Linked DNA regions of Homo sapiens: region 2 is linked to region 1. A link is a loop called in an ENCODE intact Hi-C map of the cell type or tissue named here. Cell type or tissue: HCT116. All regions are shown on one strand. Each heading gives the region's core, and the rest is flanking DNA. Links, peaks and the distances in the headings are about the cores only.

Region 1 (15,940 bases), core at 4,007-12,006:
CATTTCAAAGCAGAATCTGAAGGATAGACATGTGTAGACAGCCAGGAATGCTAACAGAGAGAAAACTGGTTCATATCCATAGGTCAAGAAACTACACTGTTTGGAATAATCTGTTATCCATAACAGAAGTTACTTGTATCATTAGAGGACAATATTCACTTATGTTTCTTTAGGTTTTGGGGTTTTTTGTTTTTGTTTTTTGAGACAGGGTCTCGGCTCTGTTGCCCAGGCTAGAGTGCAGTGGCACAATCACAGCTCATTGCAGCCTCAACCTCCCAGGCTCAAGCAATCCTCCCACTTCAGCTTCCCAAGTAGCTGACACTATAGGTGTGTGCACCACTCCCAGCTAATTTTTGTACTTTTTAGAGAGATGGGGTTTTGCTATGTTGCTCAGGTTGGTCTCAGACTCCTGAGCTCAAGCAATCCACCTGCCTCTGCCTTCCAAAGTGCTGGGATTACAGGCGTGAGCCACCACACTTATGTTTTGATAGGCAAGAATTGTTTGCATTTCTATCAGTTTTCCAGGGATTATAAGTCACCCAGTCAAAGACACAGACCCCAGCAGCATCAGATAAATGCCCAGTGTTCCACTGAAAGGACACCCAGTCATCCCCTTTGCCCACTTCCAAGCCTTTCACAACTTCTTCTAATGCAGGAAAGGGAAAGGAAAGAACATTCCTGGCCTCCTCTTGGGTGCTGTACAAAGATTCTCACAAGCATCAACCTAGGAGACAGTCCCAATCCTGCAAGGTAATCATGATTCCACTCCTCCAAGAGGAAACAGGAGCTCAGAGAGGTTAAGTGTCTTGGAGGTGCACATGCTGCCCACAAACGGCAGTGCCAGGATATAAGCAGCTGGTTCTGGAACTTCTCTATGAAAGGACTTAGAGCCACCATCTGGCAGAGAAGGGCCTCTGAGCCTTGTCTGGAAGCTGCACCTACACAATGAAGGTGGAATCAGCATGTGTGATCATGTGTGGAGTCTTGGAGGGGGCCTGATGGAGCTCCCTGGGCAGGGGAGGCAGAGAGCCTAAAGACCTGTCCCCCTAATGCTTTCAGTGCCATGCTGGATTTAGGACAGCACCTTTTAACTGCAGGGGCCCTGCTCTTATCTCTATGCCACCTGCTGTTGCAGGGTCCCTGGAACCAGGACATGAAACCCAGGACTTCCTCAGCCGTTTCTCAGGGGTCCACATCAGGCTTCTGCAACTAAGCTGAGCAACTCTTACAGAGAAGCCAGCCACTCCTAAACTCCACTTTAAAGAGGCCAGAACTCACACAACCACAAAGCCATGCCCGCTGCCCTGCCCTCCTCCTCCTCCTCCTCCTCCTCTACCCAGCTGTGTGATCCTAGGCAAGATCACTCCCAACCTTTTCCCCCTCCATCCCTCTTCCCCTCGCTAACCATTCTTTTCCTGCTAGCTGTCCTGGAATCCCTTGGGCTTGCAGGAACTCCACCCAGGCCATATCCCTCTACAGCTATTCCTGCTGTTTGTGTCCTCAGCTCTGCCAATTAAGGTTGCTCAGAAGCTTCCTTTTTGTTGACCCACTGGAATTTAAAAGCTGAAGAGAGCAATGGCTATCACTCTGGCTCAGCCCACACCCTACCCTACCTCCACTCCCATTTTACAAATAATAAACTTGCCCAAGATCACACAATGAATTAGTGACGGAACCTGCAGCTTTCTCTGGAATTAACTCCTTGCCAGGCTGAGACATGAAGAATTGCCTGGTAGTCCCTGCATTCGCTGATACCTCTGGACCTTTGGCTTAGGAGATCTGACCTGCCCTGACCCGCAATTACTAACATCTCCATGTGGCCAGCAGCCAGAGGGTGGACAAGATTCACTCTCCCAAGATTTGCTTCACCAAAACCAGGCTGTAAGACATCTGACCCACAAATGAGGGAATCTTTACTTAATTTGTCAGCAACCTACTGAACCCAAATGGCAATCTTTGCTCTCAGGCTCAGCCAAACCCAGGTATAAGGAAAGAAAAATGGAAGAAAGACAGTATAAGTTCATTCTTACTTTTAACATATAACCACAAAAAAACGCCCCCAGCTTTTTTTGTTGACTCTGCTTTGAAGTGCCAAAGGAAAGAATCCTGATCACTTTGCTAGATTTCCAGAGACTGTGAATATTTTTTTCCAGCATCTTCAAATTATGGCTAGTCCTGAAGATAAATAAAGCATAAGTCAAGCAGAAAGAGAGAAAATCGTTGCCTCACTAATTTCCCCTGTGTTCTAGGTTCCAAAAACATCTCTCACCAGATAGTAAAATGATCTGTTTGTGTCTGTCTCCTGCTCTGATCTATATCTTCCCACAGAACTAGGATCAGGGGGTCCCAGATGAGAATGCACCTGCCCTGGACTCCCCACCATCCCCAAGGCCCACACTGGACAGACCTCCCCCAGACAGCCTCATCATCACCCCCACCTCTCTAACTTCATCTCATCACTGCCCTCTTCACTCACTTCACTCCAGCCTCACTGCATTCTTTGCTATTCCTTCAAAACACAAAACTCACTCCTAAGTCAGAGCCTTCGCACCACTGTTCCCTCTGCCCGGCTCACTCTCCCTCCCAAAAGCACGGCTGGACCTGTCAGCTCATTCAACCCCAAAATTACCTGCTCAAAGAGGCTGTCCTGACCATCCTCTCTGAAAAGGTTCCTCTGAACTGGGCACAATGGCCCATGCCTATAGTCCCAGCTATTCGAGAGACTGAGGTGGGAGGATCACTTGAGCCAAGAAGTTGAAGTCCAGCCTGGGCAACATAGCGAGACATTATTTCTAAAAAAAAAAAAATTCTTTTAAGAAACAAAAATTTCCTCCATTACCCTCTCTCCCCTTCCCTGCTTTACTTTTCTTCGCATGTTTATCATCTCTTGGAATTACATTGTATATGTATTTATTCATTGATTCTGTCTCACCAATGAATACAGAACACCAAAGTTCTGTCAACTCTATTAGGACAGGGATTTTCATCTGCTGTGTTTATTGCTATATTCCTAACACTTAATACAGGGTTGGCACATAGTAGATACTCAGAAAATATTCACTTAATTAATTAGTTCATTAATTAATCAATTAGGGAAAAATCTGTCAGGATCCCCGCTACTCAGGTCACAGACTGGCTTTAGAAGCAGTTTCATCAGACCATTTGTTTTAAAAATCAGAGAAGTAAAGCAGGCTCAGTGACACGGCCAAGTCCCCCCAAGATAGGCATAAATTGGAAAACAGAGCACTCACACAAAAAAATGGCTGGCAGCGTGCACGGCATCTGTGGAGAGTGGTGGTATGCACTAAAGTACACCCACCCAAACGCGCGCACACTCACACACATGCACATCCAGCCCTATTTCTTTTGCTGCAGTTAAAATCCAGAATGGTGGCCGGCGCAATGGCTCACGCCTGTAATCCAGCACTGTGGGAGGCCAAGATGGGCGGATCATCTGAGGTCAGGAGTTTGAAACCAGCCTGACCAACGTGGAGAAACCCCATCTCTACTAAAAATACAAAATTAGCTGGACTTGGTGGTGCATGCCTGTAATCCCAGCTACTCGGGAGGCTGAGGCAGGAGAATCACTTGAACCTGGTAGGTGGAGGTTGCAGCGAGCCGAGATCGCACCATTGCACTCCAGCCTGGGCAACAAGAGTGAAACTCCACCTAAAAAAAAAAAAAAAAAAAAAAAATCCAGAAAGGCTTGACAATCTCAAAGAAGGAAAAAGAGGAGCATTGATGATGTTCATTGCATTTACTCAGAATATTAGAGAAGTGGAAACAACCTAAGTGTTCCACAGTGAGGGGTAGCTGTTAAGGAAATTAATGTACATAGAATTAGTTAAGTGCATCCATTTAATCAAGCAGTTATTTAAGTGATGAGTATGAGGACAATGTAGAAACACTGAAAATAATCGTGACCCATGTAAAGTGAAAAGGTCCTCTCAGCTCATTCAACCTCATATTAAGTTTATTTTCCAATGAATGAGATTATGTGAAAATGATGATAGTCATGCCAGGGTTATAGGATCACAGGTGCTTTTCTTTCTCTTCTCCAAATTACTTGTAATATTTGTAGATTGTCCTTATAACAACCATAGCGCATGTTCTCTAGGCTGTGCCAGTCTACAGTGAAACACAGAATCATAAGAACAGCCATAAAAATAGTTCTTCAACCACTTCGTTTGCCAAGGAAACAATTCAATTCTCCTCAGATGATTTTGCCAGTCGCCGAGGTTTGTGTGTGTGGCCACCCACAGTGTCCATCCTTTCCAGTTCCTTGGTTCTCTCTCACTAAAGCCATGAAGCCCCCTGAAAATGTCACCTCTGCTGGCAGAAAGTAGTTTTCCATCTGCTGTGCACACCTCTAGGTTTTGGACCAGTGTCTACTGTCTTCTGGTGCCTTCCGTCCTCAGTATGGGAGCCTGGGCCACACTACTGCCATTTTGTTCTCACCTGACAGGGTCTCAACAGCATCCTGCAGGGCCTGGATGCCATGGGAACCTCTCTGATAAGCAGTTATTGCCAAAGAGACCAGTTGCCCCAGCCAAGTGACTATGCTGCCACCCCTCAGAGTGGAAGTCCTTTTTCTGCTCACAGGTTTCCAGAAACACCATTGGCCTATGAAGGTCACTTTGTAGTCTGAAATCTCTGCATTTACCTTATAAATAGAAAATGATAGATTCAGTCACATGGGTAGTCCATTCTTCACACCGAGTGGCAACCTTTAGGCTCAACAAGGTAGGGATAATACAGAAGGGCCACAAGTTCAGCTGCTAGGATGGAACCATACCCTCTATCAGGAGAACTGTATCAGTTCCTTTAGAACAGATTTGCTTCTATGAATTCTTTTAGTTTTCCTTCATCTGAGAATGTCTTTATTTTGCCTTCATCCCTAAAGGATATTTTTGCTGGATTTTGAATTCTAGGTTAACAGTTATTTTCTTTCAGCACTTTATAAATACTGTATCACAGGCTTGGATTGGTGGCTCACACCTGTAATCCCAGCACTTTGGGAAGCCAAGGTGGATGGATTGCTTGAGCTCAGGAGTTCGAGACCAGCCTGGGCAACATAGTGAAACCCAGTCTCTACAGAAAATACCAAAATTAGCTGGGCATGGTGGTGCATGTGGCTGTAGTCCCAGCTACTTGGGGTGCTGAGACAAGAGGATCACTTGAGCCTGGGAGGTTGAGGCTATAGTGAGCCGTGTTTGCACCACTGCACTCCAGCCTGGGAAACAGAGTGAGACCCTTTCTTAAAAAATAATAAATAAATAAATAAATAAATAAATAAATAAATAAATAAAATACTGTATCACTACCTAAGGCCTTCATGGTTTCTGATGAGAAACCTGCAGTCATTCATATCATTGTGCCCCACAGATAATGAGTCATTTTTCTCTGGCTACTTTCAAGATTTTTGCTTTGTCTTTAGCTTTCAGTAGTTTGATTATGATGTGTCTGGATGTAGATTTCTTTGTGTTTACCCTGTTGGGGGTTTATTCAAGTCTTGAAGGTGTAAGTTTATATCTTTCACCAAACTTGGGACATTTAAAAACATTATTTAAATGTTTTTCAGCATCACTGTCTTTCATCTCCCTTCCTGGGCTCTTGATGACATAAATGGTAGACCTTTTGTTGTTGTTGCATATGTCAGAGAGGCCTGTTCTTTTTTTTTATTCTATTTTTTGTCTCTATGGTTTACAGTGAATAATTTCTATTTATCTACTTTTAAGTTCACTGACTCTTTCTTCTATCATTTCCATTCTGGTAATGAGTCCACCAGTGAATTTCTTGGTTTGGTTCTGATATTTCTAAGTTCTCAAATTTCCACTTATATCTTCTATTTCCGTACTAAGATTTTGTATGTTAATATTTGTTTCAAGAATATTCACAATTGCTCATTTGAGCACTTTTATAATAGCTGCTTCAAAGCCTTTGTCTTCTAATTCCAACATCTGTGAAATCTCATCATTTGTGTCTGTGGATTGTCTTTTTCAAAGAAAATTGGGGTGGGATGGGGAGCAGCTGGAGAACGACACAGAACCTGCAATGCACAGCAGGGGGATAAAGGCGAAGGTAACCTAAATTGTTATGGTTCTTTGTATGCTCAGTATTTTTTTATTTTATCCTGAACAATTTAGATATTATTTGGTGAGACTCTGGATCTTGTTTAAATATTACGAAAAATGTTAATATTTTGTTTTAGCAGGTGATGGACATGGTTAGGTTCAGTTTGCAAGTTCCAACCCACCTTCTGTGCGCTGTGATGTCAACATCCACTCAGTTTTCAAACTGCTTTTTGTCTCCATTTCAGGTGTGCACCACCCAGAAGCCAGTCTAGGAACCAGGTGATGACCTCTCTATTACTTCAGTTCTCAAAGGTCTTGGTATCCTCATTAAAACCAGATCCAAACATGTATGGCTTGGAAGTGAGCCCTGGAATTCATAAATAACTGTATGGAGTCACTTCCCTGAGCTCCACCCTCTCTGTAATCTCCCTGGTACTCTCAGTTCCCTGAGGCTCCCCTTTTTGATCCTCCACCCCAAATTGGGGTTCTGGTTACTCTGTTCTACACACGTCTATGTTTGTAGCCCATGTTCAGATCCAAGTGGCAGTAGAAGAGAGAGAGACAAAAATATCAATGGAAGCTAGTCTCACCCACCGTGGGATCACAGTTCTTCTGAAAAAAGAACAAGTTTACACTGCCTCAGTTTTGGCTCCTGTCAGTCCCGTTACTGACTGCTGACCCTACAGGTGTGGGTTTGCCCAGGGCCTGTGGCATGAGAAACAGAAAAAGATAATAATTTTTTTGAAAAAGAGAAGAGAGAGAGAATGGTCATGATCTCTCTGGACATTAGGAGTTCCCCTTTTCACTCCTTGGGCCAGAACTAAAGAACTTCTCCTGGAGCTGTCTGTGCCCCAGATCCCACTTCCAGTTTCTAGCTCTGTTAAGTTCAAACCAAGGGATACAAGAGTGGGGAAAGTGATAAACTCACTACTGGTTTGATGTACTTCAAATTCTGTGTTCTTCACCAATATTCCTTCTGCTGTTTTCTTTTCACCGTCCTCAAATAGCTGTTCTAAACTTTCTCTCCTGGAGTTATGACCAACAGAAATGATGGTTGGAGTGCACTTATCCCATCTTACCTAGAATCAGAACACCAGTGTCTTTCAATATAGAAATTTCACAATGAAATCCCATCTTCTTCTGAAAATCTGGCAATGATGAGCCTGCATTTCTGCATGGTGACAATGTGGAGGCCAACACTTGGCTGCCCCTCTAGACAGGCATGCCCTCTCTCACAGGCCAGTCTCACACATTTGTGTTATATTTGCAACCCCAGCTTCGGGAGACATTGAAACCAACCACTTCCAAAAGGTAACCACGTGGGCACCACTCAGCTTCAGCCATGCAGCTGCCTCTTGGTTCATTAGGTCTTTCTACGGCCAGCTCTTTCCTGCCTCCCCAGCCTCTGGCCCAGGTTCATCTCTCCAAGCCCTGGCTGAAGCCTCTTCTGCCCTGATCCACCCTGCCTTGGGGTCCTTGCTTTGATCTTCTGTCAACTCCCTTCCTTTCCCTTTTCCTTAGCTTCTCTCCCTCCTGCCATTCACCCAAGACTTCAGCCCAATCTGAGCAATTGGGTCCGGCTGTGCCCGCCTAGACTCCTTCTCTGTCTGTCCACCTGCCACCTATCTTTGAGAAAGGCACCAGCCACAGCCTTCAGGGCTTCCCTGCCTTTTCTCAGCCTTCCAGGGCCTGGCAATTTCTGCTGAAACTCTAATATCTTGCTGAAATATTAGGTCAAGAGGTACTGAAATGTTAAGACCCAGTAACTCATGGCATAAGGCTCTTCTCTAAGAATGGGTGGTTTATTTTATTATCTTAGTTTTGGGTTCTTTCATATATGTGATTCCCAAGACGTTTCTGGTTTGGAAAATCTCCAGAGGGAATAAGAGTTACTGACAAGTGGAAAGAGTCACATCTAATCAAGCTCTAAGACTAGCATCTTTCTATCTTTTCCTTCCTGTGGCTCACATGCCAGTCTGGGCAAATAGAAACAGACACAATCAGCAGTTGTTCAAGCCTTACCTGCCCCAACTCCCCTGGACTGCTGCTGGAATGACTTCAACATGCATGATCTTTCTCTGAGTCCCACTCCAGAAAGGATTGTACTGCTCTCCTGCATCAACTTTTGTGGACTGTTTCAAGCCCTTCGCTGTCTCACCAGCATGCACTGAAATGCACCTGTATGCCAGGAACTGTGTTGATTTAGCAGGTACAGAGACACAGCCAAGTGGGAGATTCAGAAAAGTTGAGTGGCAGTACAATAAAACAAGAACTAGGACAGGTAATGTGCAGAGGCTGGAAGAAAGCTGAATGGCAGAGCTGACTGAATGAAGGGGAGGCCAACCAGGTGGCTGCCTAGTGTGCCAGTCTCTAAGAGACCTCTAATCACCACTGTAGCAAACCGAAACCTGGGTGTCAGTGAAGTTTTTCACATGCAGTAACTAACCTAACGGGAAAAAAATACGTCGGTTCTACCCTGACAGAAGACGACAGCGCCCTCAAGTGGAAATTTTAGAAAACACTCCTCCGGGTGCCAGCTTCTCTCTGTTGAGGATTTTAGCTGTACAGTATTTTCACCCTTATCCATGGGGGATACGTTCCAAAACCGCAGGTGGATGTCTGAAACTGCGGGTGGTACTGAACCTTATACATCCTGTGTTTTTTAGATCTGATAACCGAAACAGCTACTAAGTAACTAATGAGTGGATAGCATATGCAGCATGGATCTTGCTGGACAAAGGGAGGATTTATTTCCCAGGCAGGACGGAGCAAGCAGGCACAAGATTTCATCACACTACTCAAAACAGTACTCAATTTAAAACTTATGAATTGTTTATTTCTTGGATTCTCCATTTAATGTCTTCAGACCACAGCTGACCATGTGTCACTGAAATCACAGAAAGCAAAATAGCAGATAATGGGAAGCTACTGTATACACATTGAAATTTGCAGGATTCTGGTCTATTTCTCGTTGCTACCCAGTCAGCTGAAATTTTGAAACCAGATAATTTTAGGCATGGGACTATTTTCTAAGAATAGGTAGTTTATTTCATTATTTTACTTTTGAACTTTTAACAGAGCTACCAAAAGTCTTCCAGGTTTGGAACATCACCCCATGAAACTGAAAAGAGAACAAAGAAGACTGACAAGTGAAATGCTTTTTGTAGAATAAGAACTCAAAAAATAAAAAGGAACTCTTAGGGGTATTTTGAAGACAACTTGGTAACTATGGTTACCTCTAATTAGTGAGCACCTTATGCTTTCCAGATTTGAGTGAAGAAAAGCAGAAAGAAAAAAACAATTCCAAATAAGCAAAAATGTTAAGTTCCATCGAGTACATGTAATCATGTATTTTGAACATAAAATCAAGATACAGAAGTTTGTTAATAGCAAATCAACTCCCCACCTTCACCTTCACCTCCTGTGTTTCTCCCTGCATAGCAACGACTCATAAACCAAAATTGGGAGTTATGAAAGTCTCCTCAAAGGAGGGGATGCCAGAGGTCAGGGTGCAGGAAGACAGGCAGCGCACTATAGAGGCAGCCTGACACGGGAGTCCTAACTGTGGCTGAATTAGGGTGAAACTGTCCAAATGAATGCCTCCTGTTCTATACTGGACACTGGGGATAGGATGAACCTTACTTTTGCTTCCTATCAGAAGTACTGAATTGGGACTCCGTAATTACTGGGATTTGAACTTGGGCAGAGAGAGAAGCTCCAAGGGAAACTGTTCTGGGTCTACCTCAGGTTTCCTATGAGAAGCCACAACACAAAAAACACACCCATGTACAGGGAAGAAGAGAAGAAGAGGATTCTACTGCACACACCGTGCCCTCAGACTCTCCCAGACCTGAGACCATTGTCAAAGCCCTATCTTCTAGTCAGAACAAGTCTCCAGCTGAATCCAGGCTGAGACATGCTTCTAACAGGAGGGAGGAAGGCTCTTGTCTCTCTGAGGGATTTCTCCACTTCAGGGGAGAAAGATTTCATCTACAATTAGTAAACTAACAAGACAGGTTTCCAGTGAATATTGGCCACAGTGTGCAGAATAAAATGGTTATCTTATTCTTTCTGGAAAAGAATGGTGGAGTTGGAACCTGGATAAGACAAACTTTGGCATATATGAGAACCCCCAAAGTTTTTCATTTTTTTATTCATTCATTCATTCAAAAGCTATTTACTGAAATGATCATGGTCCAGGCACTGTGCTGAGCACTAAAGATGCTGAAATGAGAGACAAACAGACTGACATCAGGGCTTTCTCATTCTAGTGGGAGGAGACAGATCTGTTCCAAAGGCAAAGCTGTAGGGATCATTTTCACTTGGATGGCTAACAGGCATCTCAATCTCAATATATCCAAATGAACTCTTGACTTTCCCTTCAAATTTCCTCTACCTAATGCCTTCCCCAACTCAGTTGATGGCAGCTCCATCCTTCCCATTGCTCAGGCCCAAATCCTTGGAACAATCTTTGACTCCCCCCTTCCCTTTACACCTTTCATCTAATCCATCAGCATATCTTGTCGGCTTCAAAATGTGTTTAGAATCCACTTACTTTTCACCACTTCCACTGTTGCCACCTTGGTCTGGGCCATTACTCTCCCTCCCCCTGGATTACTGTAAAAGCCTCCTAACTAGTCTTCCCACTTCCACCCTACAGTTTATATAGGTAATCACAACAATGCATTATAGTCCCTGTTTCTGAACAGGTCATGAGGCCATACTTGGTAATCATTATTTCCTTGCTTCACTACGCCTTCCATGTTCCTTGCAAGTTCACATATGCTCGGCCACCTATGGTTCAGATCTTTCTGAAATGAAAATTTGTATTCCTCCCACTGAGTAAAGAATTCTGAGCAGCTGAGGACAAAGGGAACATGAAATAGGTGGTAGAGGAGTGAAGTCACAATTACTAATCAGTAACAAGGACTACCACTCTGGCTTTTGTTCAAACTAGGGAATGCAGAGAATTACTTAAACTGGTGTTGGAAGACTGAAAAAGCAAAAAGGAACATTGAGATAACATAGTACTCGCAGTGGCAGGAATCAGAGTCCTTGCCTCTCTAGGGCTGGAGGAACAAAGCGAAATGGTTGGGATTAATACATTGAGAAGCTTAGAGGAGTGGCACGGAGCAGGTGGAACCCAAAGCTCTGAGGCTAGCGTGTTACCCGGCTGTTGTCACTGAGCAGGGCAGGGGGAAGGTGTGATAAGGTACATTCTAGGAATGAGGGGAAAACTACAGACCAAAACCAAATGCTGTTGTTGGGTGAAGGAGTTGCTGGGAGGACACTGACCGGAACAGCACACAGACAGGAAGAAACATGTCTCCTCTCTCTCCTCCGGCCCCCAGTGATGTCCCTATTGGCAGCTTCTGACGTGGAAGCGTGGTACAGTCCTAGCCCCAGGAGGGCATAAAATGGTGAATTTGGAGATAAGAGATAATAACTTAATAACAGGCACAATTGGTTTTCCCTTACTTTTTTTTTACATCTGGGTATAGACTATTCAAGTTTTCTTTTTTTTAATTATTTTATTATTATTATACTTTAAGTTTTAGGGTACATGTGCCCAATGTGCAGGTTAGTTACATATGTATGCATGTGACATGCTGGTGTGCTGCACCCATTAACTCGTCATTTAGCATTAGGTATATCTTCTGATGCAATCCCTCCCCCCTACCCCCACCCCACAACCGTCCTGAGTGTGATGTTCCCCTTCCTGTGTTCATGTGTTCTCACTGTTCAATTCCCACCTATGAGTGAGAACATGTGGTGTTTGGTTTTTTGTCCTTGCAATAGTTTACTGAGAATGATGGTTTCCAATTTCATCCATGTCCCTACAAAGTACATGAGCTCATCATTTTTTATGGCTGCATAGTATTCCATGCTGTATATGTGCCACATTTTCTTAATCCAGTCTATCATTGTTGGACATTTAGGTTGGTTCCAAGTCTTTGCTATTGTGAATAGTGCCGCAATAAACATACGTGTGCATGTGTCTTTATAGCAGCATGATTTATAGTCCTTTGGGTATATACCCGGTAATGGGATGGCTGGGTCAAATGGTATTTCTAGTTCTAGACCCCTGAGGAATCGCCACACTGACTTCCACAATGGTTGAACTAGTTTACAGTCCCACCAACAGTGTAAAAGTGTTCCTATTTCTCCACATCCTCTCCAGCACCTGTTGTTTCCTGACTTTTTAATGATTGCCCTTCTAACTGGTGTGAGATGGTATCTCATTGTGGTTTTGATTTGCATTTCTCTGATGGCCAGTGATGATGAGCATTTTTGCATGTGTTTTTTGCCTGCATAAATGTCTTCTTTTGAGAAGTGTCTGTTCATGTCCTTCACCCACTTTTTGATGGAGTTGTTTGTTTTTTTCTTGTAAATCTGTTTGACTTAATTGTAGATTCTGGATATTAGCCCTTTGTCAGATGAGTAGGTTGCGAAAATTTTCTCCCATTTTATAGGGTGCCTGTTCAGTCTGATGGTAGTTTCTTTTGCTGTGCAGAAGCTCTTTAGTTTAATTAGATCCCATTTGTCAATTTTGGCTTTTGTTGCCATTGCTTTTGGTGTTTTAGACATGAAGTCCTTGCCCATGCCTATGTCCTGAATGGTAATGCCTAGGTTTTCTTCTAGGGTTTTTATGGTTTTAGGTCTAACGTTTAAGTCTTTAATCCATCTTGAATTGATTTTTGTATAAGGTGTAAGGAAGGGATCCAGTTTCAGCTTTCTACATATGGCTAGCCAGTTTTCCCAGCACCATTTATTAAATAGGGAATCCTTTCCCCATTGCTTGTTTTTGTCAGGTTTGTCAAAGATCAGATAGTTGTAGATATGTGGCATTATTTCTGAGGGCTCTGTTCTGTTCCATTGATCTATATCTCTGTTTTGGTACCAGTACCATGCTGTTTTGGTTACTGTAGCCTTGTAGTATAATTTGAAGTCAGGTAGCGGGATGCCTCCAGCTTTGTTCTTTTGGCTTAGGATTGACTTGGCAATGAGGGCTCTTTTTTGGTTCCATATGAACTTGAAAGTAGTTTTTTCCAATTCTGTGAAGAAAGTCATTGGTAGCTTGATGGGTATGGCATTGAATCTATAAATTACCTTGGGTATTATGGCCATTTTCACGATATTGATTCTTCCTACCCATGAGCATGGAATGTTCTTCCATTTGTTTGTATCCTCTTTAATTTCATTGAGCATTGGTTTGTAGTTCTCCTTGAAGAGGTCCTTCACGTCCCTTGTAAGTTGGATTCCTAGGTATTTTATTCTCTTTGAAGCAATTGTGAATGGGAGTTCACTCATGATTTGGCTCTCTGTTTGTCTGTTATTGGTGTATAAGAATGCTTGTGATTTTTGTATATTGATTTTGTATCCTGAGACTTTGCTGAAGTTGCTTATCAGCTTAAGGAGATTTTGGGCTGAGACAATGGGGTTTCCTAGATATACAATCATGTCATCTGCAAACAGGGACAATTTGACTTCCTCTTTTCCTAATTGAATACACTTTATTTCCTTCTCCTGACTAATTGCCCTGGACAGAACTTCCAACACTATGTTGAATAGGAGTGGTGAGAGAGGGCATCCCTGTCTTGTGCCAGTTTTCAAAGGGAATGCTTCCAGTTTTTGCCATTCAGTATAATATTGGCTGTGGGTTTGTCATAGATAGCTCTTATTATTTTGAGATACGTCCCGTCAATACTGAATTTATTGAGAGTTTTTAGCATGAAGGTTGTTGAATTTTGTCAAAGGCCTTTTCTGCATCTATTGAGATAATCATGTGGTTTTTCTCTTTGGTTCTGTTTATATGCTGGATTACATTTATTGATTTGTGTATATTGAACCAGCCTTGCATCCCAGGGATGAAGCCCACTTGATCATGGTGGATAAGCTTTTTGATGTGCTGCTGGATTTGGTTTGCCAGTATTTTATTGAGGATTTTTGCATCAATGTTCATCAAGGATATTGGTCTAAAATTCTCTTTTTTGGTTGTGTCTCTGCCCGGCTTTGGTATCAGGATGATGCTGGCCTCATAAAATGAGTTAGGGAGGATTCCCTCTTTTTCTATTGATTGGAATAGTTTCAGAAGGAATGGTACCAGTTCCTCCTTGTACCTCTGGTAGAATTCAGCTGTGAATCCATCTGGTCCTGGACTCTTTTTCGTTGGTAAGTTATTGATTATTGCCACAATTTCAGAGCCTGTTATTGGTCTATTCAGATATTCAACTTCTTCCTGGTTTAGTCTTGGGAGGGTGTATGTGTCGAGGAATTTATCCATTTCTTCTAGATTTTCTAGTTTATTTGCGTAGAGGTGTTTGTAGTATTCTCTGATGGTAGTTTGTATTTCTGCAGGATCAGTGGTGATATCCCCTTTATCATTTTTTATTGCATCTATTTGATTCTTCTCTCTTTTTTTCTTTATTAGTCTTGCTAGCGGTCTATCAATTTTGTTGATCCTTTCAAAAAACCAGCTCCTGGATTCATTAATGTTTTGAAGGGTTTTTTGTGTCTCTATTTCCTTCAGTTTTGCTCTGATTTTAGTTATTTCTTGCCTTCTGCTAGCTTTCGAATGTGTTTGCTCTTCCTTTTCTAGTTCTTTTAATTGTGATATTAGGGTGTCAATTTTGGATCTTTCCTGCTTTCTCTTGTGGGCATTTAGTGCTATAAATTTCCCTCTACACACTGCTTTGAATGTGTCCCAGAGATTCTGGTATGTTGTGTCTTTGTTCTCATTGGTTTCAAAGAACATCTTTATTTCTGCCTTCATTTTGTTATGTACCCAGTAGTCATTCAGGAGCAGGTTGTTCAGTTTCCATGTAGTTGAGCAGTTTTGAGTGAGTTTCTTAATCCTGAGTTCTAGTTTGATTGCACTGTGGTCTGAGAGACAGTTTGTTATAATTTCTGTTCTTTTACATTTGCTGAGGAGAGCTTTACTTCCAAGTATGTGGTCAATTTTGGAATAGGTGTGGTGTGGTGCTGAAAAAAATGTATATTCTGTTGATTTGGGGTGGAGAGTTCTGTAGATGTCTATTAGGTCCGCTTGGTGCAGAGCTGAGTTCAATTCCTGGGTATCCTTGTTAACTTTCTGTCTTGTTGATCTGTCTAATGTTGACAGTGGGGTGTTAAAGTCTCCCATTATTATTGTGCAGGAGTCTAAGTCTCTTTGTAAGTCACTCAGGACTTGCTTTATGAATCTGGGTGCTCCTGTGTTGGGTGCATATATATTTAGGATAGTTTGCTCTTCTTGTTGAATTGATCCCTTTACCATTATGTAATGGCCTTCTTTGTCTCTTTTGATCTTTGTTGGTTTAAAGTCTGTTTTATCAGAGACTAGGATTGCAACCCCTGCCTTTTTTTGTTTTCCATTTGCTTGGTAGCTCTTCCTCCATCCTTTTATTTTAAGCCTATGTGTGTCTCTGCATGTGAGATGGGTTTCCTGAATACAGCACACTGATGGGTCTTGACTCTTTATCCAATTTGCCAGTCTGTGTCTTTTAATTGGAGCATTTAGTCCATTTACATTTAAAGTTAATATTGTTATGTGTGAATTTGATCCTGTCATTATGATGTTAGCTGGTTATTTTGCTCGTTAGTTGATGCAGTTTCTTCCTAGTCTCGATGGTCTTTACAATTTAGCATGATTTTGCAGTGGCTGGTACCGGTTGTTCCTTTCCGTGTTTAGTGCTTCCTTCAGGAGCTCTTTTAGGGCAGGCCTGGTGGTGACAGAATCTCTCAGCATTTGCTTGTCTGTAAAGTATTTTATTTCTCCTTCACTTATGAAGCTTAGTTTGGCTGGATATGAAATTCTGGTTTGAAAATTCTTTTCTTTAAGAATGTTGAATATTGGCCCCCACTCTCTT
Region 2 (15,940 bases), core at 3,672-11,671, 580 kb before region 1:
ATGCTAACCGGTCGTATAGAACATATTCTTTTGTGTTGGTTTCATTTGTTCAACATTATGTTTGCGAGATGACGTGCAGTTGCAGTTCATTCATTCTCATTGCTTCAAAGGCTCCATTGGGCAAATATGCAAAAAATGTATTTGTATCCTCATCTATTGCCTTGGCATTTGAGTAGTTTCCAATTTGGGGTTTGCTTTGCTGCTGCACTGTTGATGGGAGTTATCAGCCCTTCAAACCACCCAAGATTGATTCGGAGCTCCAGACTGATGATGCCACACACTCATCAGGAGGATTTGAAAAGAGTTACTACTCACGTAATGAGGCTTTCTGGGGACAGCAGGGCCCACACTCAAGCAAAAGAAGGGGCACGTGGCTCTGGTTTTTATAGTGGCTGGGCAGAGGGCAGGTGCGTCCAGGATGAAGGATCCCTCTCCCACAGGCTGGAGTTTGTGTGGTTTGAACTGCCCGTCTGCACCAAGGAAGGGAGCACCATGAGCTACCTGTAGGCATGTCCAGGTGTGGAGAAAATGAGAAAGGGGAGTGATGGGGCTTGAAAGCTGTCATAGTAAAACATCAAAAATTGAGTCAGACTCTTTATTCCAGAGTTATTACAAATGTGCTGCTATGAGCATTCTTATTCAAGTCTTTTCTGTTGGGTATGTTTCGAGGACGTTTGACTTTGGCAAATACTACCAAACAGTTTTTCAAAGTGTCTGCAGCAAATTACATTCCCTCTAGCAACATTTACAGATGCACCACAGTTTAATCCATTCTGTAGCTGAGGGACATTTGGTTTGTCTCCAGTTTTTTTGTAATCAACAAATAAATCTGCCACAAACATTCACGTGCAGATCTTTGTGTGAACATAGGTTTTCATTTCACTTGGGTAAATACTTAGGAATAGAGTGACTATGTTGAATGGTAAGCGTATACTTAACTGTGTAAGAAACCAGTCAAACTGTTTTTCCAAAAGTGACCATACCATTTTTGCATTTCCACCCACAAAATATGAGAGTTACAATTGTTTCACATTCTCCTAAGTTCTTGGTATGGTCAGTCTTTTTACTTTTAGCCATTATAATGAATGTGAAGTAGTATCTCATTGTGGTTTCAGTTTGCATTTCCTTATGAACTAATGACATTGAACGTATTTTCATATGCTTCCTTGACATCCCTATATCTTCTTCAATGAAAGTGTTTTTTCACATATTTTGCCCATTTTTTACAAAATTGGGCTGTGTGTTTTCTTACTATTGAGTTCAGAGGATTATTTCCATATCCTTTATAAAAAGTCTTTTATCAGATATATGATTTGCAAATATTTTCTCCTAGTCTGTGTCTTGTGTTTTATTCTCTTAGTGTCTTTTGAAGAGCACACATTCTTAATTTTGGTGAAGTCCAAGTAATTGACTTTTTCTTTTATGGATTATGCTTTTGGTGTCTTAACTAAGAAATCTTTGCTTACCCTAATGTCATAAAGATTTTTTTTCTCTTATGTTTTCTCCTAGAAATTTTATAATTTTAGGTTTTACTTTTAGGCCTATGATTGATGAGTCTGTATTAGCAAACCTTGGAAGGCTATTTGAAAGAGGTTTCTGATAATATAAATTTATGTATCTTCAGTGTCCAGTAAACACTGAAAATACATAAAGAGGGTCATATTTCTGTACATAAAGTCAAATGTTAAGGATTTCTGCTAATTCAGAATTTAACTTTCAAAATAAATGGCATGGAAGTCCAGGGAGATGGGGGCTGATTTCCTCTTTGTATACTCCCTTTTATAGATGTATTGCCTACAGCGTATATTTAATAGTGTGACAGTTAATTTTAGATGTCAACTTGACTGAGTTAAGGAATACCTAGAAACCTCATAAAGCATTATTGTGGGGTGTGTTTGTGAAGGTGTTTCCGGAGGTGATCAGCATGAGAGTATGAGTGGACTAATGTGGGCGGGCACCATCCAATCTGCCAGGGACCTGGAGATAACAAAAACAGAGAAAAGGTGATCTGCATCCATCTATCTGCTGGAGCTGGAATACACTCTTAGTCTCCTGTCAGAACTGCAGGCTCCCAGCTGGTCGCAGTGGCTCATGCCTCTAATCCCAACACTTTGGGAGGCTGAGAAGAGAGGACTTCTTAAGCCCAGGAGTTTGAGAACAGCCTGGGCAACACAGTGAGACCCCATCTCTAAATATATATATATTCAAAAATTAGTCAGGCATGGTGGCATGCACCTGTAGTCCCAGCTACTCCGGAGGTTGAGGTGGGAGGATCACTTGAGCCTGTGAGGGTGAAGCTGCAGTGAGCTGAGATTGCACCACTACACTCCAGCCTAGGCGACAGAGTGAAACCCAATCTTCCAAAAAAAAAAACTTCAGGCTCCCCAGCCCCTGGACTCCAGGACTTAATACCAGTGGCCCCCCTGCTTCTCAGGCCTTTGGCCTTAGACTGACAGTTACACCATCCGTTTCCCTGGTTCTCAGGCCTTCGGGGCTTGGATAGAGCCATGTTTCCAGCATCCTAGGGTCTTGCACATTATGTCCCAAGGGTGAAATAAACACAATCAGATAACTTTAAGGAAGATGCCAAATCCTGTGTTACACCAACCATTGAGTTGTCAGACAACCACTGCAAAAGACATTTGAAAGAGAAACACGGTGATCAGAGGTGGGGAAGAAGGACCTTCCTGGTAGGCACCAGTAAACTATGACAGTAAGCAAGATGATGACTTAAGAGTCCAGCAGTCAGTATTAGCCCAGCCCATTTCATACACTAGTCCTGAGGTTATTTATCTGGCATCTCCACACAGTCCTAGGAAACTTATCTGTAGTCTTCACTCAGTCCATCTTGAATGCCACACAGTAACTCCCTTTCCTTTCTTGGCTAAAACTGTCGCAGGGCTTTGGCAGACTCTGAATTGTATTCAAGTTCACCTTGTGCACTGCTGGTTGTGCACCTTGTGGCTTGTCACCCTCCTATCCTCAAGAATGGTCTAGAGCCCCACAGAGTCATGACAATGGTCAACAGAACGCCACAGGGCCCTTTCCATCTGAGTTGTTTCTCTGGATTTCTTTTAATAGACCCTGGTATACTGCTGGAATAGAGGTGCCGTATGGAGTCTAGGGTGGTCTGGGCTGCAAAGGAACACAGAACCTAAGTGAGGACTTGATAATAAGAAAGCAACAGACAAGTAAGAAACCTCTTGGGGTTGGAATGCCAGCTAGATAACCATGTTGATATGGCCTGAGTCCCAGGATCTGGTGGATTGTGGAATTGCAGCTCTAGGGTTCATCTTGATCCTTGGAAGAGATTCAGGGCACTTAAAGCCTTATTACAAAGTTTTATTTAGTTTTGCTGGTGCTACAGTTTTGCTTTTATCTCATCACAACTTTGGAGGTGGGAGAGAGGTGTGGTTTGTAATTTATATATATGTTTGGAAAATTGTTCCATAATACGTGAATTACTCTCAGTTTAGATATGAGATTTTTCTGGGGAGGAATGCATTCCTGGAGCAGTTCTTCTGACTGTAGTAATACCTGCCTTTCTCAGGGGTTGCCTCAGACTACCCAGAGAATAAGCATAACACAACTCAGACCTGGCAGACAGCTTCTAATGCACCAATCATCTCTTCTAGGGTGCTTCTATGATGCTCCTTCACCCAACTGTACCCCATAGTAAGATGCCCAGGCTCGGGTGGGCAGAAGGAGGAAGGAGGGACCTGGGAACCACGAGTCACCCATTTCAGTGGAGGTTGAATACGCAGAATCAGGAAGCACAGAAATCCACACCCATATCATAATGAAATTGCAGCACACCAAAGGCAAAGAGAAGATCTTTAATGCAGCCAAGGAAAAAGCACAGATTACAGAGAGCAGACGCTGAGACTGAGAGTAGACTTCGTAGTGGCCACAGTGGGAGCCGGAAGCCATGGGATACAGTGAGTGTGACTTGGGACTCTTCACCATCAAATTAGAATCAGGAGTTGAAATTGATGGTTGTTCAAGAATCTGCTCACGGTAAAGGGCATTTCCAGATGGGAAACAGAATTTATCACAACACGAAACTCAGGAGAGTGAGACTCAAGGAACTCACTGAAGAACGTACTTCCAGCAGAAGGAGAGTGGTCCTGGAGAAAGGGTGTGATTCTGAGATAGGCAGATGAACAGAGCAGTCAGTGAAGACGTGAGCAACGGAAAGCAACGTGGACTCTAAAGCTCTGTTAACTGGGTGACCCTGGTTATCTGGGTTGCGGGGAGAAAAATTAGAGCCCTCACCAACACCACACAGCAAATAAGCTCTGAATGTTTTAAAGCCTAGAAGATGCTATGGGAGAGCATCTTCATGGGCTCTGGAGATGAAAGGCCTTCTTTAACAAGGTCCTAAATGCCCAGTGAAGGAAAACATTAAGAAATTCAGGCCGATCGTGCTGGCTCATGCTTGTAATCCCAGCACTTTGGGAGACCGAGTTGGGTGGATCGCTTGAGCCTAGGAGTTCAAGACCAACAAGGCAAAACCCCATCTCTACCAAAAAAGTGCAAAAATTAGCCAAGGGTGGTGGTGCGTGCCTGCAGTTCCAGCTACTCGGGAAGCTGAGGCAGGAGGATCACTTCAACCTGGGAGGCAGAGGCTGCAGTGAGCCGAGATCGGGCCACTGGCACTCCAGCCTGGGTAGCAGAGTGAGAAACTGTCTCAAAAAATAATAATAAAAAAAAAATTTGCCCGGGCACAGTGGCTCATGCCTGTAATCCCAGCACTTTGGGAGGCCAAGGCAGGTGGATCACGAGGTCAAGAGATCGAGACCATCCTGGCCAACATGGTGAAACCCCATCTCTACTAAAAATACAAAAAATTAGCTGGGCATGGTGGTGCGCACCTGTAGTCCCAGCTACTCAGGAGGCTGAGGCAGAAGAATCACTTGAACCCGAGAGGTGGAGGTTGCAGTGAGCCGAGATCACACCATTGTACTGCAGCCTGGCGACAGAGTGAGACTCCATCTCAAAATAAGTAAATAAATAAATTAATTAATTAATTAAAAAATTAAAATAAAAAAAATTACCCAGACATAGTGGCTCGAGTCTATAGTCCTACATATTTGTGGGGCTGAGGTGGGTGGATCACTTGAGCCCAGGATGTCAAGGATGCAGTGAGGCATGATCGTGTGACTGTACTGTAGTCTAAGCAACAGAGTGAGACCCTGTCTTCCCTACCGAAAAAAAAGAAAACACACAACATTTATCCATTAGGTTCTCGTCTTATATGGACACCCAAAACAATTGCATAGTAACATCAAAGATCATTGATCACAGATCACCATAGCGGTATAATAATGATAATGTGGCTGGGCACAGTGGCTCACGCCTGTAATCCCGGTACTTTGGGAGGCCGAGGCAGGTGGATCACCTGAGGTCAGGAGTTCGAGACCAGCCTGACCAACATGGCAAAACCCCATCTCTACTAAAAATACAAAATTAGCCGGGCGTGGAGGCGCATGCCTGTAATCCCAGCTACTCGGGAGGCTGAGCTGAATTGCTTGAACCTAGAAGGTGGAGGTTATGGTGAGCCAAGATCGCACCACTGCACTCCAGCCTGGGCAACAAGAGCGAAACTCTGTCTCAAAAAAAATAAAAATAAAAATAATGAAAATGTTTGAAATATTGCATGAATTACCAAAATGTGACACAGAGACACAAAGTGAACACATCCTGTTGAAAAAATGGCTCTTGTAAGACTTGCTCAACACAGGGTTGAAAATCTGGGTTTCTAAAAAAACACACATAATCACTAATATGTTTATCTGTATCCAATAAAAGAAAATGGCCTTAAAATACAATATTAATATGATCAATAAAGCCACAGAAGTCTGGTTTTGTAATGCAGTTTTTTTTTTAAATGATCTCTCAAATCGTCATTCCCACTAAGTAGTATGTGTGGTCAAATCCTATTCTAGAACTGGGCAGTACAGTAGTCACTAGCCATATTTGGCCATGAAGCACCTGAAATGTGACTAGTCTGAACTGAGAAGTACAAGCATAAAGCACATGTCAGATTTCAAAGACAGTACAAATAACGGAATGTAAAATATCTCATTAATAATTAATAATTGTATAGTGTACACTGCTTGGGTGATGGGTGCACCAAAATCTCAGAAATCACCACTAAAGAACTTATGCATGTAATCAAACACTATCTGTTCCCCCAAAACCTATTGAAATAAAAAATACTTTAAAAAATAAAAAATAAAAATAAACAAAATATCTCATTGTTATGTTGATTACATCTTGAGATAATTTGTTTATATTTTGGGTTAAATAAATACATCATTCAAATTAATTTCACTTGTTTCTCTTTAGGGCTTTAATGTTGACTATTAGAAAATTTAAGGCTGGGCAACTTAGTGAGCCCTCATCTCTACAAAAAAATTTATAAATTAACCCAAGCACAGTAGCTCATGCCTGTAATCCCAGCACTTTGGGAGGCCAAGGCGGGCAGATCGCTTGAGCCCAGGAGTTCAAGACTAGCCTAGGCAATGTGGAGAAACCTCATCTCTACAAAAAACACAAAAATTAGCTGGGTGTGGTGGCACATGCCTGTAGTCCCAGCTACTCGGGAGGCTGAGGTGGGAGGATCACTTAAGCCCAGGAGGCAGAGGTTGTAGTGAGCTGAGATTGTGCCACTGTACTCCAGCCTGGGCAACAGAGTCAGACCCTATCTCAAAAAAATAAAAATAGAAAAATTAGCCAGGTGTGGTGGCATGTGCCTGTAGTCCCAGCTACTCAGGAGGCTAAGGTGGGAGAATCGCTTGAGCCTAGGAAGTTGAGGCTGCAGTGAGCCATGATCATGCCACTACACTCCAGCCTGGTCGACAGTGAGACTCTGTCTCAAAAAAAAAATTAAAATGACACATACGGATCATATGGTGGCTCACCTGTTTTTATTGGACAGCACTGGTCTAGAGTATTTCATTGCTGTGCGTTCCGTATGCGGTGATGGAGTGCCCTAATCTGATAGATGAACTGGTGCAGGTTTTTGCATTTTCTTAATTTGATAGCACTACATTTTCTTTTTCTTTTTCTTTCTTTTTTTTTTATTCTTTTTTTGAGACAGAGTATTGCTCTGTTGCCCAGTCACCCAGGCTGGAGTGCAGTGGCGCAATCTCAGCTCACTGCAACCTCTGCCTCCCCAGTTCAAGTGATTCTTATGCCTCAGCCTCCTGAGTAGCTGGGATTACAGGTGCCCACCACTATACCCAGCCAATTTTTGTATTTTTATTAGAGACAGGTCCTCACTGTGTTGGCCTAGCTGGTCTCAAATTCCTGGACTCAAGTGATCTGCCCACCTCAGCCTCCCAAAGTGCTGGGATTACAGGCATGAGCCACCACGCCTAGCCTGATGGCAATGAATTTCTAACAATTAAGGGTCATGACATCTTAAGAGATGGAGGCTTTCTGGTATTAGGCTGTTCTTGGTGCAGTTGCCACTAGAGGAAAGGGGAGGGTCATCTCTATCTTTCCAAAAATCTCAGTCTCCAAAGTTTTGTGTTTCATTTCACTACCATTAAACCATACAATGATTTAATACCAATTCTAAGTACAAAATTCATAGACATAATTTCTGGCTGAATAAATTGGTTCTGCCTCTTTAAATTTCTAGTGATATTAAGGCCCATGTATTTCCCTATGTTCACTTGATTTTGAAACTATCAAACCTTTCACCTACTAGTAATTGCATTTTTGGCATCATGGTCCATGAAAGGAGAGTCAGGAGACAGTAACCACAGTAAGTTGAACAGGGAAAGTTTAATATAAAGATGTATTGACTATTTGAAGAGAAGTAACTACTACAAGAGAATTGAAGAGAACTCTAAAGAACATCCTAGGCAGAGGGAGACTACTTACAAAAGTACTAATTTGGAAGAGAAGGGAGCCCTGCCCCAAAGCTAGGATGCAGACCTCCTTTGAGAGGGTGCGATTGCAGCTACTGGATGGCACAGATGTTCAACTGGGTTGCCCTAGATGGAGCTCATCCACACTCAGCAGCTGGGGCTAGCAGGCAGGAAACTATGGGTCAAAACTGGCAAGCAGCATCCTGGGCAACTGAAGCTGGAGGGCAAGAAACCACTGCCATTGGCCAATGAAATTAGCCCTCCAGCGCCCCCTGCTGATAAAGTTTAGCATCATGCCAGCTGGCAAAGAAGAAATGTTTTAACGTCACAAAGCAATGAAGGTTGGATTTGAAACAGGCAGGCATTAAGTGACAAAAGGTACACCTCCTTTAAAGGTGGGGGGTCTGCTGTTTTGCTCTTGGGATATTTTTAACAGGTCCATAAGAGACTTTTCACTGAAAAGAATTTTCCCAACATCACTAAGGAGGTTTTGCAACTTCTCCTAGGTGAGCGTGGCAGTCTCGGATTTCACCTTTTATTTTTTGTTTTTCAACCCATCTCGCACACTGATAGCCTTTTACTCTTTAAGCCTCGTCTTCTCACAAATCTCTGGCTCCATCTGGCCACGATGAGAGTTTCTGTTTTTCTTTTTCTTTTCTTCTCTTTTTTTTTATTTTTTTTGCCTGAAGTTTAATTTCAGAAAATTATAGTCCCAGGATCACTCTCAGAAAACCACAGGTTTTTAGTCATTTCTGGTACACCAATCCCAAATTATACAGAAAAAAGACCAAAATGTTTAAAATTAACTGACTTGGGGGAGGTTGGAGTTCCCTTCCTCATGCAGACCGGAGCATCCATAGAATGTCTATCTAGCCTAAGGGGATATAGAATGCACCTGATTTTGAGGGGTCTGGGAAGAGAGGGATAAAGAGAGGCCACACAGTCCAACCAACACCCCAGCAGATTCAGTTTCTGATGCTTGCCTGAAGCAACAAAGACTTTCTGAAAATAAAAAAAAAAAGAAAAGAAAAAAGGCAGAACTTACACCTCATCACCAGGAGACAAAGGCAGGGAGGGGGACTTGAAAGAAACACATTACAGGATTTCACCAGCGGGGAGCTTCTTGTGTCCTGCACTACACCTCTTCTCCTCTCAGAGTCACTATTGCTCCATATCTTGTTTTCAATATGCCAAATTTGGGGGAGGGGACAGACAAAATTTTAAAACAAGATTTTGCCACTTTTAGGGGTTGCATTACAGAATGAAGGAAGAGGAAAGAAGAGTTTATCAATCAAAGGCTGGGCGTGGTGGCTCATGCCTGTAATCCCAGCCCTTTGGGAGGCTGAGGCAGGGAGATAACTTGAGGCCAGGAGTTCAAGACCAACCTGACCAAGAGGGTGAAACCCCCATCTCTATTTTAAAAAAAAATTAAATAAATAAGAAGTGCTTATCAATCAGAGGCTAACGACCAGCATCCTCCAATTCCTTAGACATACTTCCTTTGATACAGGAATACTATCTAAGACCCCCTCTATGATTGCCACATGGTCATTGGAGGAGGAGAGGCCTTGGGACAGTTAGGCAGGAAAGAGGAAGCCTCATAACATTCAGGAAGAGAAATATGAACCCTGTTATAAGGGGTATTTGAAAGAGGGTATTGAAAACAAGTCCCAATATTTGTTTAGTAAATATTAGACATCTATGAAAGAATCACAATGTTTGTTAGTTCAGAGTTTAGGTTTTGGAATATGAGACCTGAAACTGGATTATGGGGGCTGATTTTCTTTTGAGAATAGGGTCATGTAGGATGACCTGCTGCCCCTAAACTCTTCTTGCCTCTACGCATGTACCCCGGTGCCCTTTGCAGTCAAGGTACAGCCCCTTCAAGTTTTCCCATGTTCTGTTTTGTGTCTCATTTGCCTCTCAGTTGGCATGAAGACTAAAAGAGTTACGTCACATGGCAGAGGACAGAGTGCAGATGCAAGGGGTTGATGGTCAAGAGGTCCCTCTCCTAGTCCCAACTGTGCTATAGGAAGAAGGGCAAGCCCCAATCCTCTTTAGGCCACAGGGTCCCTATCTATAAAATTAGAGAGGGTACAACTCCACGGCCCTATCGGAAAAGTGATAGGATGAGTGACCCGAGGGAGCTAGAATATGGGGGAAAGGTGACAAGAATGAGCAGCAGAGCCAAGAGCTCATGGCCTGATCTCCTGGTAGGAACATTAGGGAAAGTGACTCACCCTGGGCCAACCAGAATTGCCCCTCATTCCTGGCCTACCACTCCCATTTTCTCCCTTCACTTCTTTGGGAAGAGAATTTCTGATGAGTCAGAGATGGTTTACCTTTGTCACTAGCTCAATAGGGGCTATTGCCTGGAACAGAGTAATGTGGATAATTCATTTGCATCTAGTGAGCTAATATTGTTTGGAAGCTGACACACCTATGTGGACTTATGAACAGCAATTTTCCTGTGCCATGCCTCTACCAAAGTCCACGTTTGCCACCTTCTGGTATTTTTGCATTGATGAAATGTGTATCTTACACATTCCAACCTCTGTGGCCTTTTACTCACCCTCATTTTCTTCTCCCCTTCTCTCCATCCAAAGATCGCCCATTCTTTCACCCTGTTCAAGTCCACTCTATACCAGGACACCTGCTCTGTTCCTTTTCTAACTCTTTAATTCCGTCCAATTTCAGATGGCTTGATGCTCCCCTCTCCCAGGAGTGTTTTGCCCTAAACTGACTGTCAATAAATGTGACCATGATGATCACAATAAAGATATCACTCATTTAGTCCACTAATATATACAACTATGGGCCTGCTCTTATATTATCCTCCTATTTCATTTAATGTGTGCTACCATAATTGCAGGTATTGTACTTCACATTATGATTCTATTTTCAGAGGTTACTAGAGAAAAGAGTTTGCAGTCTGTCTTGATAACCTTCTTCATCACACTGTATTCTTGAAAAGAATCCCCTGATTAGCCCCCCAAATCATCAGTCTTTGTCCTGAATTAGACAGAATAAAGTGTCTAACTGGCATGTGAGATAAATTCGCCGCTCCAAATCTCCATATCTCCAAATCTCATCCTCAGACCTTCCCAGAACATTCACAGACAGGTAGGCACTAGGAGAATAATAAGTCTCAGAAAACATTCCTTTTGGTTCCCCTTAAAACAAGATGTTGCCACTTTTAGGGGCTGCATTGTGGAAGGAAGGAAGGGAGAAGAAAGAAGTGACCTTCTCACAGTCACTTGATCTGACTTTCCTTATCTGAAATCAAAATATAATGCAAGCTGGCCAGGCGCGGTGGCTCACGCCTGTAATCCTAACACTTTGGGAGGCCAAGGCAGGTGGATCACCTGAGGTCAGGAGTTCAAGGCTAGCCTGACCAACATAGTGAAACCCCATCTCTACTAAAAAATACAAAAATCAGCTGGGCGTGGTGGCAGGCATCTGTAATCCCAGCTACTTGGGAGGCTGAGGCAGGAGAATCACTTGAACCCTGGAGGCAGAGATTGCAGTGAGCAGAGATTGCACCACTGCACTCCAGCCTGGGTGACAGAGCAAGACTCTGTCTCAGAAAAGAAAAGAAAAGAAAAGAAAAAAAAAAAAATATATATATATATATATAATGCAAGCATCCTTTGACATATCCTCCTGGGATTAGAATTTATGACTACAGCTCTTTCCTTTCCCTGTTGACTTTACACATGATTTTGCAGGCTTATGGTTTATTTTATGGAGAAGACTGAAGGGTGTGTGGTAGCTAAAGGGCAATTCATTTTTCTTGCTCTGCCCAAAGTTAGCAAACAACCATCAACAAGTCCTAAATGGGAGTGTGGGGGCGTCTCCCTGTGGGTGAGAGTGTCCACGCACAGGCTGGATGATGACTAGAAATCAGAAACCCTGAGGGCTGTTCCAGCCTCACAATTCCACAAGCCTCTTTCCCACGCATGGGGAGAGAGACAAAGTGAACAAGTCCAATCCCCTAGTGCCTTCATCTTGGCACTTGGTCAAATCTTGTCTTAAAGGTTTCCTACATTGGTATCTCGTAGATCTCTTAACTAAAATGTAGGTTCCCCAGAGGCAGAGTACACTGCCTTGCTTCTCCTTATCCATAATCCATTGTAGGTAGTTTATGGCTCTGGATTGACAAAGTGCTCAATAACCAGCAGATTCTTTCAGCCTTTCGATGACATGCTTTAAAGTTACCACTAGAAGTAAGGTTTCAGTGATATGGAGATACAGTTACAACATGGCTCTGCACAAAGAAACCCATAACATCAGAATTTAGAAAGACTGAATTGGAATAAAAGTTATAATACAGTTATAGGTGTTGGCAGAATTATAGAAATTCAAATGAAGAAACTACATTTTACTTAGGGAGATGGATTAAGAAATATTTGACACAAGAAATCCTTTGGACCTGTGACTCAAAGAATGAATAATGTTTAACCAGGTGAAAAGTGAATACCTAAAACTGATATAAGTAAGACACTCCACCCAACAACTGCAAAATACATGTTCTTCTCAGGTGCACATACAGCATTCTCCAGGACAGAGAATATGTTAGGCCATATAACAAGTCTCAATGCATTCAGAAGAACTGAAACCATATATAATATCTTCTCCAACCATAATGGAATTAAACTCAATCAATAACAGAAGGAAAAATTTGGGGAATTCAAAACCATGTGGAAATTAAACAACACACTCCTAAATAACCAATGGGTCAAAGAAGAAATCACAAGGGAGATTAGAAAATACTTTGAGATGAATGAAAACAAAAATAAAATGTACCAAACTTATGGGACATAGTAAAAGCAATGCTTAGAGAGAAATGTGAATACAGATATTTTTAAAAAGAGACCCCAATTCAGTAAACTAACTTTTCGCCTATGATTCTGGAAAAAGAAGGGCAAACTAAACTGAAAGCAAGCAAAAATAAAGACAAAATAAATATTGGAGTACAAATGAATGAGAGAATATGAATACAATAGAGAAAATCAACAAAACCAAAGGTTGTTCTTGGAAAACATCAGCAAAACTGACAAACTTTTAACTAATTGACTAAGAAAAAAGGGAGAAGACTCTAATTGCTAAAATCAGAAATAAAAGAGAGAGAATCACTATAGAAAAAAAGATTATAAGAAAATACTATGAACATCTGTATGCCAATAAATTAGATAATTCATATGAACAAATTTCTAGAAAGACATAAACTACCAAAACTCTCTCAAGAGGAAAAAGAAAATCTGAATAGACCTATAACAAAGAAAGGAATTTCATTAGTAATCAAAAAATGTCCCACAAAGAAAAGCCCAGAACCAGATGACTTCACTGGTAAATTCTACCAAATGTTTAAAGAATTACCACTAATCCTCTCAAACTCTTTCAAAAAACAGAAGGGGAAGAAACATTTCCCAACTCATTCTATGAGTCCAGTATTACTCTGATACAAAAACCCAACAAAGACATCACAAGAAAAGAACACTACACACCAATATCCCTTATGGACCATATATAGATTCTCAGACACACACAACTCCCTAAACAACATACTAACAACCCAAATCCAACTACAGATATAACGGGTTATACACCATGACTAGTTAAGCTATTTGCCAGGCATGCAAGGTTAAACCGTTCAACATCCGAAACTCAAACAATGTAAGACAACATATGAAAAGAATAAAGGACAAAAACCACATGATCACCTTAACAGATGCAGAAAGAACATTTGGTAATCTTCACCACCTTTCCTGATTGAAAAAAAAAAAAAATTCAATAAACTAGGGAACATCCTCAACCTGATTAATGGTATCTACAAAAAAAAAAAACAAAAAAAAAAAAACCCAGAGCTAACATCACACTTAATGGTAAAAGACTGAAATCTTCCCCCTCCCTACCTCAGATCACAAACAAAACAAAGATGCCCACTTTCACCACTTTTATTTGACATTGTACTGGCATTTCTAGTCAGAGCAGTTGTGCAAGAAAAATAAAAAGCATTTGCACTGGAAAGGAAGCACTGAAATTTCCTCTATTGGCAGATTACATGATTTTGTATATAGAAAATCCTAAGAAATACACACACACACACGCACACACACACACACACACACACATCAGAGCTAACAAGTTATCTCAGCAACATTCAGGATACAAGATCAATATACAAAAAGCAACTGTATTTCTATAAACTAAAAAGAAATTAAGAAAACTATTATATCTACGATAACATCAGAAAAAATAAGATACCTAGGAATAAATTTAACAAATGAAGTGCAAGGCCTATACACTAAAAACTGTAAAACATCATGGAAAGAAATTAAAGTAGACCTAAGTAAGTGGAATTACATTTCATGTTCACGGATTGGAAGACTAAAGGTTGTTAAGAGGGATGTACTCCCTTCATTGATCTACAGATTCAACACAATCCCAATCAAAGTTGCAACTGCATTTTTTACAGAAACAGACATGCTTATTATAAAATTCGCATGGAAATGCAAGGAACCCAGAATAGCCAAAACAACTTTGAAAAAGGACAAAGTTGGACTCACACTTCTTTTTTCAAAACTTACTACAAAGTCACAGTAATCAAGACTGTGTAGTACTGATATCAGAATAGTCATATAGATCAATCGAATAGAACTGAGAGTCCATAAATAAACCCAGGTATCCATGGCCAATTGATTTTCCACTTCACATCCATTGGGATGGCTATAATTCAAAAAGAGAAACATGGAGAAACTGGAACCCTCATACATTGCTGCTGTGAATGTAAAATGGCACAGCCACATTGGAAAACAATTTTGGTAATTCCTTAAGAACTTAAACATATGGTCTGGTATATGCCCAAGAAAATTGAAATCATATGTCCCTAGGAAAACACATATACACAAATGTTCCCAACATTATTCATGATGGCCCAAAATTGGAAACAACCCAAATGTCTACCAATGGATGAATGGATAAGCAAAGTGTGGTATATCCATGCAGTGAAATATTATTCAGCCATTTAAAAGGAATAAAGTATCGATACATGCTATGACATGGATGAACCTTGAAAACATTATACAATGTAAAAGAAATCTGATACAAAAGTCCATATATTGTACGATTCCATTTATATGAAATGTCCAGAATAGGCAAATACCCAAAATAGATTCATGGGGCAGGGGGAAGGTGTGGAGATGGAAGTGACAGCTAATGTGTGTCACTCATGTTTGGCATGATGAAAAATGTTCTGATTTTAGACAGTGTGATGAGTGTGCAACTTTGTGGTTATATTAAATTGCATAATTTAAGAGGCCAAATTTTATGTATATAGTCAGCCCTCTGTATTCATATGGGTTCCAAATCCATGGATTCAACCAACAAAGGACTGAAAATATTTTTTAAAAAAATTTAAAAATAACAATACAGCAATAAAAAAATACAAATTTTTTAAAATACAGTATAACAACTATTTACATAGCATTTACATTATATTAGGTATTATAGGTTGAGTATCCCTTATTCAAAATGCTTGGCACCAGAAGTGTTTTGGATTTCGGAATTTCCTGGATTTTGAAATATTTCAAAATATAAATAATGAGATATCTATGGGATGAGACCCAAGTTTAAACACATTTATTTATGCTTCATATACACCTCATACACATAGTCTGAAGTTAACTTCATACAATAATTTTGTGCATGAAACAAAGTTTTGACTGGGTTTTGACTGCAACCTATCACATGAGGTCAGATGTGAAACCAATCCCCTGTGGATACGAAGGGACGACTGTGATTGTCTCAGTGTTCTAAAACTCAGATCTAAGTTATGAAATCAGAATCACAGTGTGATATACTTAGTGTAGAACAAACTAGGACTAATTACCTTTATTTGATTGCTTGCTGCAATAAAGTTAAGGGAGAAAAGCAGAGCACAAAAGTCAATAGATTTTATTAATTCATTCCGCAAAAATGTATAGGTTTCTTGCCATCCTATGCAACTGTGTTAGTTCCCTCAGGGCATATACAAAGCTGAATGGTGCTTAGCTCCC

Evidence for each region. A loop is a pair of places that touch in the nucleus more often than their neighbours do. Peaks named below come from ENCODE experiments on the same cell type or tissue, not always from the same donor. Only the 100,000 strongest peaks of a DNase experiment are listed, where the experiment ranks them.
Region 2: it touches region 1 in a loop (5-fold over the local background); 7 of 110 quality-filtered maps call a loop at or near these places.

What each region holds. Positions count from the first base shown.
Region 1 is chr3:42,240,309-42,256,248 of GRCh38, reverse strand. It overlaps LOC105377048 (a long non-coding RNA gene), which reads right to left and starts at 8,345. Exons shown (of 4, transcript XR_940772.3): 1 at 8,097-8,345; 2 at 7,003-7,153; 3 at 6,257-6,441; 4 at 2,755-2,792. RefSeq lists an enhancer at 1-511. In HCT116, for the core only: a CTCF peak has its summit at 8,579 (motif pointing left); a DNase peak (open chromatin) is centred at 8,568; H3K27me3 peaks cover 764 bases.
Region 2 is chr3:42,823,655-42,839,594 of GRCh38, reverse strand. The region is part of intron 2 of ACKR2 (atypical chemokine receptor 2); the gene reads right to left. LOC124909373 (a long non-coding RNA gene) reads left to right here. Exons shown (of 2, transcript XR_007095895.1): 2 at 3,636-5,864. Among named protein-coding and RNA genes, the nearest start is that of ACKR2, 22 kb to the right of the region's middle. RefSeq lists a silencer at 2,684-2,978 and enhancers at 2,684-2,978, 15,904-15,940. In HCT116, for the core only: CTCF peaks have their summits at 8,157 (motif pointing left) and 9,021; DNase peaks (open chromatin) are centred at 8,134, 9,004 and 10,156.